Linked DNA regions of Homo sapiens: regions 1 and 2 are each linked to region 3. A link is a contact called in ENCODE Hi-C or POLR2A ChIA-PET data. All regions are on one chromosome and are shown on one strand. The core of a region is the stretch at or near the end of the contact, and the rest is flanking DNA. Distances in the headings are between cores, read along the strand shown.

What was found. A loop is a pair of places that touch in the nucleus more often than their neighbours do. ChIA-PET counts read pairs that join two places held with the same protein, here RNA polymerase II (POLR2A). Pooled maps may share reads with other maps.
Region 1: a pooled map shows a loop between it and region 3 (4-fold over the local background). The contact joins two enhancer-like sites. A Hi-C loop is called at or near these places in 2 of 50 pooled maps. POLR2A ChIA-PET finds 5 or more read pairs at or near these places in 3 of 52 experiments (OCI-LY7, activated B cell and activated T-cell).
Region 2: a loop to region 3 is called in a pooled map, with 13 times the contacts of the local background. The contact joins two enhancer-like sites. A Hi-C loop is called at or near these places in 3 of 168 maps with a recorded cell type or tissue (HCT116, MCF 10A and PC-3), 7 of 37 single-sample maps with no recorded cell type and 12 of 50 pooled maps. POLR2A ChIA-PET finds 5 or more read pairs at or near these places in 1 of 52 experiments (activated naive CD4-positive, alpha-beta T cell).

Annotation. Positions count from the first base shown.
Region 1 is chr4:101,281,353-101,284,133 of GRCh38, forward strand. All of the region lies in intron 1 of PPP3CA (protein phosphatase 3 catalytic subunit alpha), which reads right to left. Among named protein-coding and RNA genes, the nearest start is that of MIR8066, 42 kb to the left of the region's middle. Within about 2 kb of position 1,404, at least 3 of the 41 ENCODE cell types and tissues checked have a DNase peak (open chromatin) inside an H3K27ac peak, as active enhancers do.
Region 2 is chr4:101,036,442-101,039,514 of GRCh38, forward strand. The region is part of intron 11 of PPP3CA (protein phosphatase 3 catalytic subunit alpha); the gene reads right to left. Among named protein-coding and RNA genes, the nearest start is that of LINC01218, 160 kb to the left of the region's middle. Within about 2 kb of position 1,695, at least 5 of the 41 ENCODE cell types and tissues checked have a DNase peak (open chromatin) inside an H3K27ac peak, as active enhancers do; they include HCT116, where a contact is called at or near this core.
Region 3 is chr4:101,153,887-101,156,933 of GRCh38, forward strand. All of the region lies in intron 2 of PPP3CA (protein phosphatase 3 catalytic subunit alpha), which reads right to left. Among named protein-coding and RNA genes, the nearest start is that of MIR8066, 85 kb to the right of the region's middle. RefSeq lists an enhancer at 1,367-1,868. Within about 2 kb of position 1,630, at least 3 of the 41 ENCODE cell types and tissues checked have a DNase peak (open chromatin) inside an H3K27ac peak, as active enhancers do; they include HCT116, where a contact is called at or near this core.

The DNA.
Region 1 (2,781 bases), core at 154-2,653, 130 kb after region 3:
TGGCATCTTCTGCTAATGAGTATGATCCAACAAAGAATAGAAAATGCTGATGCAGAAAAGAGGACTTCCTGGGGCAATGCTCTTAAATACGTAAGAGGGGGTGAGATCCAGTAAAGAAGCCTTGGCTCTTCTTTGGTCTAAGTGAAATTTAATGTGTATGGATTATAATATAATTTGATTTGTATAAAAAGTTAATATAATTGAGTTGGCTATGAATGAGAATGTATCAAAAAAATTTGCCACAACTTTCTGAAAGTCTTAAGTTATTTAGGCTATGCTACAGATGGTTTTTAAGTCAATCAAATGTAATAAGAAAGTGGTTAAACATTCAGCATCCAACTCAACTAAGTCAATCGAATGTAATAAGAAAGTGGTTAAACAGCATTCAACTCAAGTAAGAAAACAAACTAGGTTCTTCCATAATTTCATTTTAATTTTATATAGTGAAAAAAGCATCCTCCCTAAATTAATCAAAATGCTTGTCTACATATAACAAAGACAGACTTGCTAGTTATTGAGGGTCTTTTTCCTGTACTAGTTGCCAAATGACAAACCTGGGGAGGAAAACAGAAGAATCTGCATTCAACATACATTCAGTTAGACCTCAGGGGGCCTATAAATACACATTCATGGAGCTTTCCATATCTACAAAAATTGATATTTGATATCCCTCCACCCCATACCTTTTCCTGGGAAAAGCTAGTCCAGAAAATGAGAATATATTATCTTCGCATCTATGGCAAGTTTGAAAGTGACTTGCAGTTATTCTATATGAGCTTAGATAATCCACTACCAAAATCATTTTAAATCTGGCTTAACTGCTAAGGCCAATTTTGAGTAGAAGTGTTTTTGACAGTCAAAGCCTTGATAACCACTTCACACCTACCTAGAGGCCCCTGCAACCAAGAGCTAAGTGGCAACAGAAAAAAACTACAGTTTTTCTATCCTATCTGTGAAAACCAGAAGAATGACAAAGGTGATTAGATGAGTGAAATGTGATGGACAGACCTCACTACAATTCATGTTAGATACAGGTCCAGACCTCTTCCCAGAAGATTGCTTTAAGTTGGTAAGACATGGACTTACCTGATAGGTCCTGAATTCCACTGGCCTGTTCTAAATGACAGCGCAGTCAGCATATTCCCTGGATTGGACTGATCTCAGGGCTTCTAGTCCTGGCTTCCTGTGTCAAGGTAGTGTTTGACTCACACTCATTCTGGGTTCTTCCCCATTTCTTCTTTGGTCTATTCACTTGTTGATTTTGCAACCCAAATAATACTATTGTCAATAGATGTCCAAAGACTGGGGTAGAATTAATTTAACATAATGCATGTGGCTGCTTAAACACCCTAGCAAGCTTCCCTTCCTGAGCCTGCTGAGATGCAGGAAGTAAAGCAAGGCTCCCACCCACCTCGCACCACAGAAACATGGCTGATTTACACAGAGGAGGAAAACCTGTTTCCGGGGCAGTCCCCAACATATTTAGCATGGACTTTTAAAACAGCTCATCCAACTCTAATTTGAAATCTAACTTTGATAAAATAAGCAGCCATTTTAAGTAAATGCCTTTCTTTTCTATCTATCCTTCACTTATCTGGGTCAAGTATTATTTGGTTCATATGTATTAAATAATAAGAGTTAATTTTATAGGTTCACATAATACAATTAACACATTCTCAATCAAAGCTCTTTCTTCATGTTTTAAAAATGTAAAACAAAACAAAAAACCCTTCAAAATCAAAACCTGCACTACTCAGTTTTCTCACAAATTATTAGTATTACCACTTTACAGGAAAATAAAAATTTACGGGAAAGCGTCAAATTTCAAAAAGATGGTTTTCAAACACTTGGTTTTAACATGTAGCTGGTCAACAACATAGGTTCAGATTAAAGCAAGTATCTATCCCTAATGTGGCAAATAATTTCGTGACTTGAAATAGCAAAACATCTAAGCCTTGGTATCAATACTCTCTGTAACAAGAGAGCATTGTCTAGCATGGCTCATATTGTTGCTTTTGGCTATAATGTTCTTTGATTTCCTTCTACACAATGTTATAAATCATTAGTCTCTCAGGTTAGTAAAAGTTTACTCAACATAGAGTGGTATTTTTAATTAGCAATAAAAAAGGTAAATAAGTCAGGTGCAATACAAGTAAATTAACAAAATAAGAGTATTTTAAAGTTAGAAAAATCAGTGCTTGCAGGGAAAAACATATTTCTCTTAAGTAATGTGGCAAACCGCTCTTAAGACTGCTGCCTGGCTCCACTTCCTCCTTCCCTGGGAACTGTCAGCACTCTGGCAGGTACGCAATCATTCTGCAACCCAACCTACAGTTGATTGATTTGGAGGGTAGACACCAAACTCATGTAAAGACAATCAGATTTTCTCTCCCTGGAAGATGCCATTGTTATCTGATAAATCCAGGTTGGGTACCACTAATAACTAAGTCATGGTATGACTCTGAAGAACACACCACTACTGCTTCCAAAGCAGTTCTTAGTTCCTAAGGCCACCCTGGTTTCTTCCTATTCTTCTCAAGACCGACGTTTCGGTTACTCCCAGGATTCCTTTAAATCTTAAAAGTTTACATTTAAATTAATTAAAACTAAATAAAATGTAAAATCGAGTCTTGTAGTTGAACTAGACATATTTCAAGTGCTAAATAGTCACATATGACTATTGACTACCATGCTGGATAGCTCAGATTCTCTAAACATTTTCCTCATCACAGAAAGTTCTACTGGACAATGATCCCCCAGAACCTTCTAATAAATTTCCTC
Region 2 (3,073 bases), core at 445-2,944, 120 kb before region 3:
TGCTCTGCTGCCCAGGCTGGAGTGCAGTGGCGCAATCTCGGCTCACTGCAAGCCCCGCCTCCGGGGTTTATGGCAGTCTCCTGCCTCAGCCTCCTGAGTAGCTGGGACTACAGGCACCTGCCACCACGCCCAGCTAATTTTTTTGTATTTTCAGTAGAGATGGGGTTTCACCATGTTAGCCAGGATGGTCTCGATCTCCTGACCTCATGATCCACCCGCCTTGGCCTCCCAAAGTGTTGGGATTACAGGCGTGAGCCACCGCACCCAGCCTTATGTCCACATTTCTAACCCTCGCCTCTCTCTGAACCTCCAGGGCAGAATTTCTAAGTGCCTCTACATAAATGCTCTGCCAAATTCAGTGCATCCTACTCTTCCCGATAAATACCTGTTAGGTATTTAAATTGAAAAGTACTTCCTCTTCTTTAGACAATGGCATCCTATCAATGGCATAGACTGGAACCCCTGTAGAATATTCTGGAATACTTCCTCTCTCTTGTAGCCTCTCATATAGGTAAGGGTTCTCACAGCCAACACCGGAAATCTATTCTGGCTAATTTTAACAGGAAAGAGATATATTAAAGGTATTAGAGAGCTCACAGATCCAGAGAACTGGGCTTCGATGCTCTGTAGCTGGGAAGGGTAACAGTACTTGTTCATACTGTGGGGTGGGCTCCATGAAAGGCTTGCCACTGATGTTCACAGCCAATGCCAGAGCTCATACTAATGCTGTGTAGTTAGCTCCCAAAATGCTGAGGTGGAAGCTCTTCCACTGCTGGCCCATGAGATTCCACACCTGACAGGACAATTGTTGTCCTGCCTTGCTGCTTCCTCATGATGCTCAATTTGAAACAAAGCCTTGCTTACATGCATTTATCTGACTGGCAAACCCTAGGCAACAGACTTGTATTTTATCTGCAAGGACTGCTGAAAGACAGTTTTCTGGTTCCCTTATAAGGTTGCACATTTCCAAAACGTAAGAAACATGTTGGGCAAGTATACCTGACAAATTTGTACCACATTCCACATTCATTAATCACGTCCTGTTTTCCCAAATTCCTTGTATTTGTCCTTTCCTTTGCACTTCTCTCCCCATAGCCTGGTCCAGCCTTTTGCTGGGATTACTTCAAAAGCTTCCTAAATGGTTTTTTTTTTTAATTTACATTTTATTTTATATTTATTCACTTTTTTCATTATCCATACGTCACCTTGCTAGCCAATCTTCACGTTGCAATTAACATGTATAGTGAAACATGGGTTAGAGCATGCCTCTAATCTCACGAAAATAATTCTACAACTCCTGATTGCCTACACACACAAAAATTAAATGTTTTAACATGCTATTCAAAACACTCAAGGATATGGACTTCAGTATATTTTCAGTCTCCTTTTAAACTAGATTCCTCACTCACCTTCATGTCTTTTGCTAGTCAGTCCTTTAATACATTTAGAATTCATTACTAGACTACTAGTATTGCTAAGAATTTATACTAGACTACATAGCACAGTTTTGAGTAAGACTCTCATTAGTGTTGCTCCCCAACTGAGGGAGTTTGGACACTCTGCTTAGCCTCTCTCAGATTCAATTTCCTCACAGCAAAGTGAAGTCACCACAACCTTGCAAGCTTCCTGTGTCGATGATTGTCAAATGTGCATAACATGGGGCATGAACCTGGCACTTAGCAAGTGCCCCATAAAAGGATGCCATTGATAGTGCTCTTAGGATTGTGTGGCTGTGCTCCTGATAATTTTTCCACTTCCAGGAATGCCTTCACCACATCTCTCCCTGCCCTGGAATCCAGCCTATCCTTCACAGCACTCCTCCAATTTTAACCTCTTTATGAACACTCCAGTCAGGAAACACAAGGTTCCTTCCTGTCTAATGCCACAGCAGGGTATCTATTCATGTAGTTATTTAGCACACACTTTTTTTTTCTTTTTTTTTTTTTGAGATGGAGTCTTGCTCTGTCACCCAGGCTGGAGTGCAGTGGCGCGATCTCGGCTTACTGCAACCTCCGCCTCCTGGGTTTGAGAGATTCTCCTGCCTCAGCCTCCTGAGTAGCTGGGATTACAGGCACGTGTCACCATGCCCGGCTAATTTTCGTATTTTTAGTAGAGACAGGGTTTCTCCATGTTGCTCAGGCTGGTCTCGAACTTCTGACCTTGTGATCTGCCTACCTCGGCCTCCCAAAGTGCTGGGATTACAGGCGTGAGCCACCACGCCCGGCCACTTTATTTTCTTTTGTTAGTTTATTGTCTATCTGGCTGGCATTCCAATTTGGTATCTAGATTGCCTAATTCAGTGCATGGTATACAGTTAATGCTCAATCATTATTTACTAAGCTTAACTTACTTTTTTCTGGATAGGATCTCTCTATATTCTGCATATGTGTTATGGATGCTTTTATTATAGAAAAACAATAATATAGAGCTTGCTTTTATTTTCTATTAACATGTGCAATTTTAAGTCAAGTCACTCATCACTGGGTTCAAATAGTCCATTTATCACGGGATAGTCATGGAAATTCTAGAGCTGTTTTTACTTTCCCTCAGAGACTTCAGACAGAATAAGAAATAAAAGCATTATTGGTAAATCTGAGGCACAATAAATAAACAAGTGTTTACTCAGAATTCCAATTAAGCTTATGACCTTCATATACGCCTTTGTCCCCACAGAACATTTTTCTAGCCATACAGGCCTCCTTGTGGTCCTCAAAACTGCCAGTTTTGTCTTTACTTAAGTATCTTTGCACTTGCTATTGTCTTTGCCTTGAACTCCCTTACCTCATTTCTTCATGAAGGTCACCTATGCTTGCCCAAATACCATTACTCAGAAAGTTTTTTGTTGACCACACACTAAAAGAAGTTCTTTATCTCCCACTTGCTCCATCTCTACATTGCCTTATTTCTTTTCTCCATGGTACATAATCAATGCTTTAAGTTTCACTATATTTACTTATGGCATGAATGAATAAGCCCTGAAAATGTAGTTGGAAACGTACAGCAATAGAGCAAAGGTAGCCTCATTCAATAACGGAAGGGAGCAATGATGCCCTATTTTCCGCTTGAACATGGC
Region 3 (3,047 bases), core at 380-2,879:
ATACATTTGGTTGTACAGGATGTGGATTCTACAGAAAAAAAAAAGCACAATACATTTGGACATATGCATGGCCTTCTCTGCTGCTCTCTGGTAAAAGTTATTAAATAAAGCCCATGGCCACTTTTAAAAGAAAAAAATTTCCAAGTCAAAAGGAGTAAATATGCTACTTAACAATAGAACCAACTCAGTTTTTTATGAAGTACCACATTTGCTTGTATATGTCATCCTTATGAACACTGCTTGCCTGCCTTCTTGTTTTCAAGAAGAAAATAGTTCTATCCTCCACTCTAAATTACTTCTTGGCCAGAATGCTTCAAAAACTGTGAATGGTCCTGTTAGCTAATTAAAACAAGTTTACCACCATGAAATATTTGCTGTTCTCCCAAAAGTCAGGTATTCTACCAGTGAATAAAAAAGAGAAACATTTTCAAACCCAAAGTAACATATCAAGTAACAGAATTCTGACTAGTAAATTTATAAACAGTATCAAAATTTAAAATTAGTTCCAACAATTAAAGAGCACGTGATTTACTCTGTACAAGAATTTGGAAATGGTTCTTTTCCCAGATTGGTGGAAAGGGTGGGATAAAGAAAAAAATCTAAAGCTATGCTATGGGGCAATAAAAGTGTTCCAACACATCTAAAAATTACCTGGCCTTCCAGAAGTAATATTTAAATTCCAACATTTTGTCACAGAGATAATAGAGAGTCACTGGATTTTAGAAATTGCTGCTTAGACTCTACCCAGTGTAATCATTATGACTCTAATTATGATTGAGTTTCTTCACCTCAATAACAGGTTCTCCAACTACTCAAGTACTTCCATTTTATGAATTTCAAATATGCACTGAATTACATTTGTTCTGCCTGGCATGGAATTTAGCAAATGTAAATCTGCTTCAGAACACATTCACTCCCAGAATTTTTTTTTTTTTTTTTTTTTTTTTTGTGATGGAGTCTCACTCTGTCACCCAAGCTGGAGTGCAGTGGTGCAATCTCGGCTCACTGCAACCTCCACCTCCTGGGTTCAAGCGATTCTCCTACCTCAGCCTTCAGAGTAGCTGGGACTACAGGTGCCTGCCACCACACCCAGCTAATTTTTGTATTTTTAGTAGAGACGGGGTTTCACCATGTTGGCCAGGATGTTCTCAATTTCTTGACCTCATGATCTGCCCGCCTCGGCCTCCCAAAGTGCTGGGATTACGGGCGTGAGCCAACGCGCCCAGCCATATAAAAAATATTTTAAGATTTCACTGGACTTGGTATGTTAAAACATACAAACAAACAAAAAAACTACCTTAATCTCAAGGCAGAGGACAAAATCTCATTCTTTCCTTTTGACGTGTCCAGTAGCTAGCACAGTGCTTGACACCAGGTATATACTCAATAAATGGTTGAGGAATTGAATGCATAATAAAAGAGTAGATGAATGCATGAATTAATGAAAACAGATTCGCATTATGTAGAGCACCTTTATCAAACCCCTTTTCCCCTGAAGAGGTAAGGTAGGCATTCTTTCTGCATCTGAGGCCTTGGATTGGCTTCAAGAAAGATGAAAGTTCCTTCCTGCAAGTGCTGTTCATCCACCTTTCTTTCTCATGGGACAGAGGCAAGCACTCCAAGATCAGAAAGCAGTATGACTCAGAGGGTAGCTAGCCTTTAAACTGAATCTTTGTTAAGCCAGGAGAGACAGTTCCTTTCTCCTAGGAACAGATCCATTTGGCCCCAGGCTTCTGAGAAAAGGGATAATTATATGACTAACATAAGGAATTGTTAAGCTTAAAAGATTCCTTTTTGTTTTAAGTTCCCACTTTGGGAAGCACATAACTACTTCAGTGCACTAACTACATGCCTCATTACTACTTAAGGGTATATTAGATTAATTTTTATTTTAACTTGAAATAATTTTATTCTCAAAGCAGGAAATATCTTTTAACTCGAAATGTGTTGAAGTAAATGGTGAACGAGTATCAAATTCATCAGAAAATATCTACAATAATATGAATACGAATAACAAAGGCAGCAGCTAATATTCATTGAGCTCTTATCATGTGCTGTGTATTGTTTTTATCCTCACAACCACCCTACAAGGTAGACAGGGACCCTTACATGCATTTAGAGATACGGAAACTATGCCTATGGTCAAGAGCTAGTAAAAGTCAGAGTGGGGTTTCACACCCAGACAGTCTGATTCCTAGTACCTGCTCTATGATTCAATTATGCTTTTCATATGAAAACAGGAAATCTACTTTACTAAATCAAGAAGTACCAAAGGTAAGCAATTCAGGAATGACTTGAATAGTTCTTTTCAGTGAGTCAATCCCTCACTCTGTAACAGAGGGTGCTTCCACATCTCAACTCAGGGGGCCTTTACAACCACACCAGTCCCCATGTGAAGCCCAGAAGGCATAAAGAGAGACACAAGAGAGATTAAAGAAACAGAATAAGATTTGAAAGCTATTCTAAAACAAAAATCAGAATAAAGCACAGCAATAGAAAAAGGCATATTCCAGGCCAGGCAAAGTGGCTCCCGCCTGTAATCCCAGCACTTTGGGAGGCTGAGGCCGGCAGATCACCTGAAGTCGGGAGTTCGAGACCAGCCTGACCAACATGGAGAAACCCCGTCTCTACTAAAAATACAAAATTAGCTGGGTGTGGTGACACATGCTTGTAATCCCAGCTACTCGGGAGACTGAGGCAGGAGAATCGCTTGAACCCAGGAGGTGGAGGTTGTGATCGTGCCATTGCACTCCAGCCTGGGCAACAAGAGCGAAACTGTGTCTCAAAAAAAAAAGAAAGAAAGAAAGAAAGAGAAAGCCATACTCCAGGGACAAAGAACAAAGCAATTTGGCTAGATTTGAAAGGTTTATGAAGGAGAACAGGAGATAGGTATGGGCCAAACTGTGGGTGGCCTGAAACCAGTTTCATGAAGTCCTTTAAATCGATTTCTAAAACTGATGGTGAGTCACTACATGTTTTTAAACAGGAAATGAGGAGTGCAAAACGTTATTTTAGCAAAATTAATCTAGCAGAGTTTTAAAAATGAA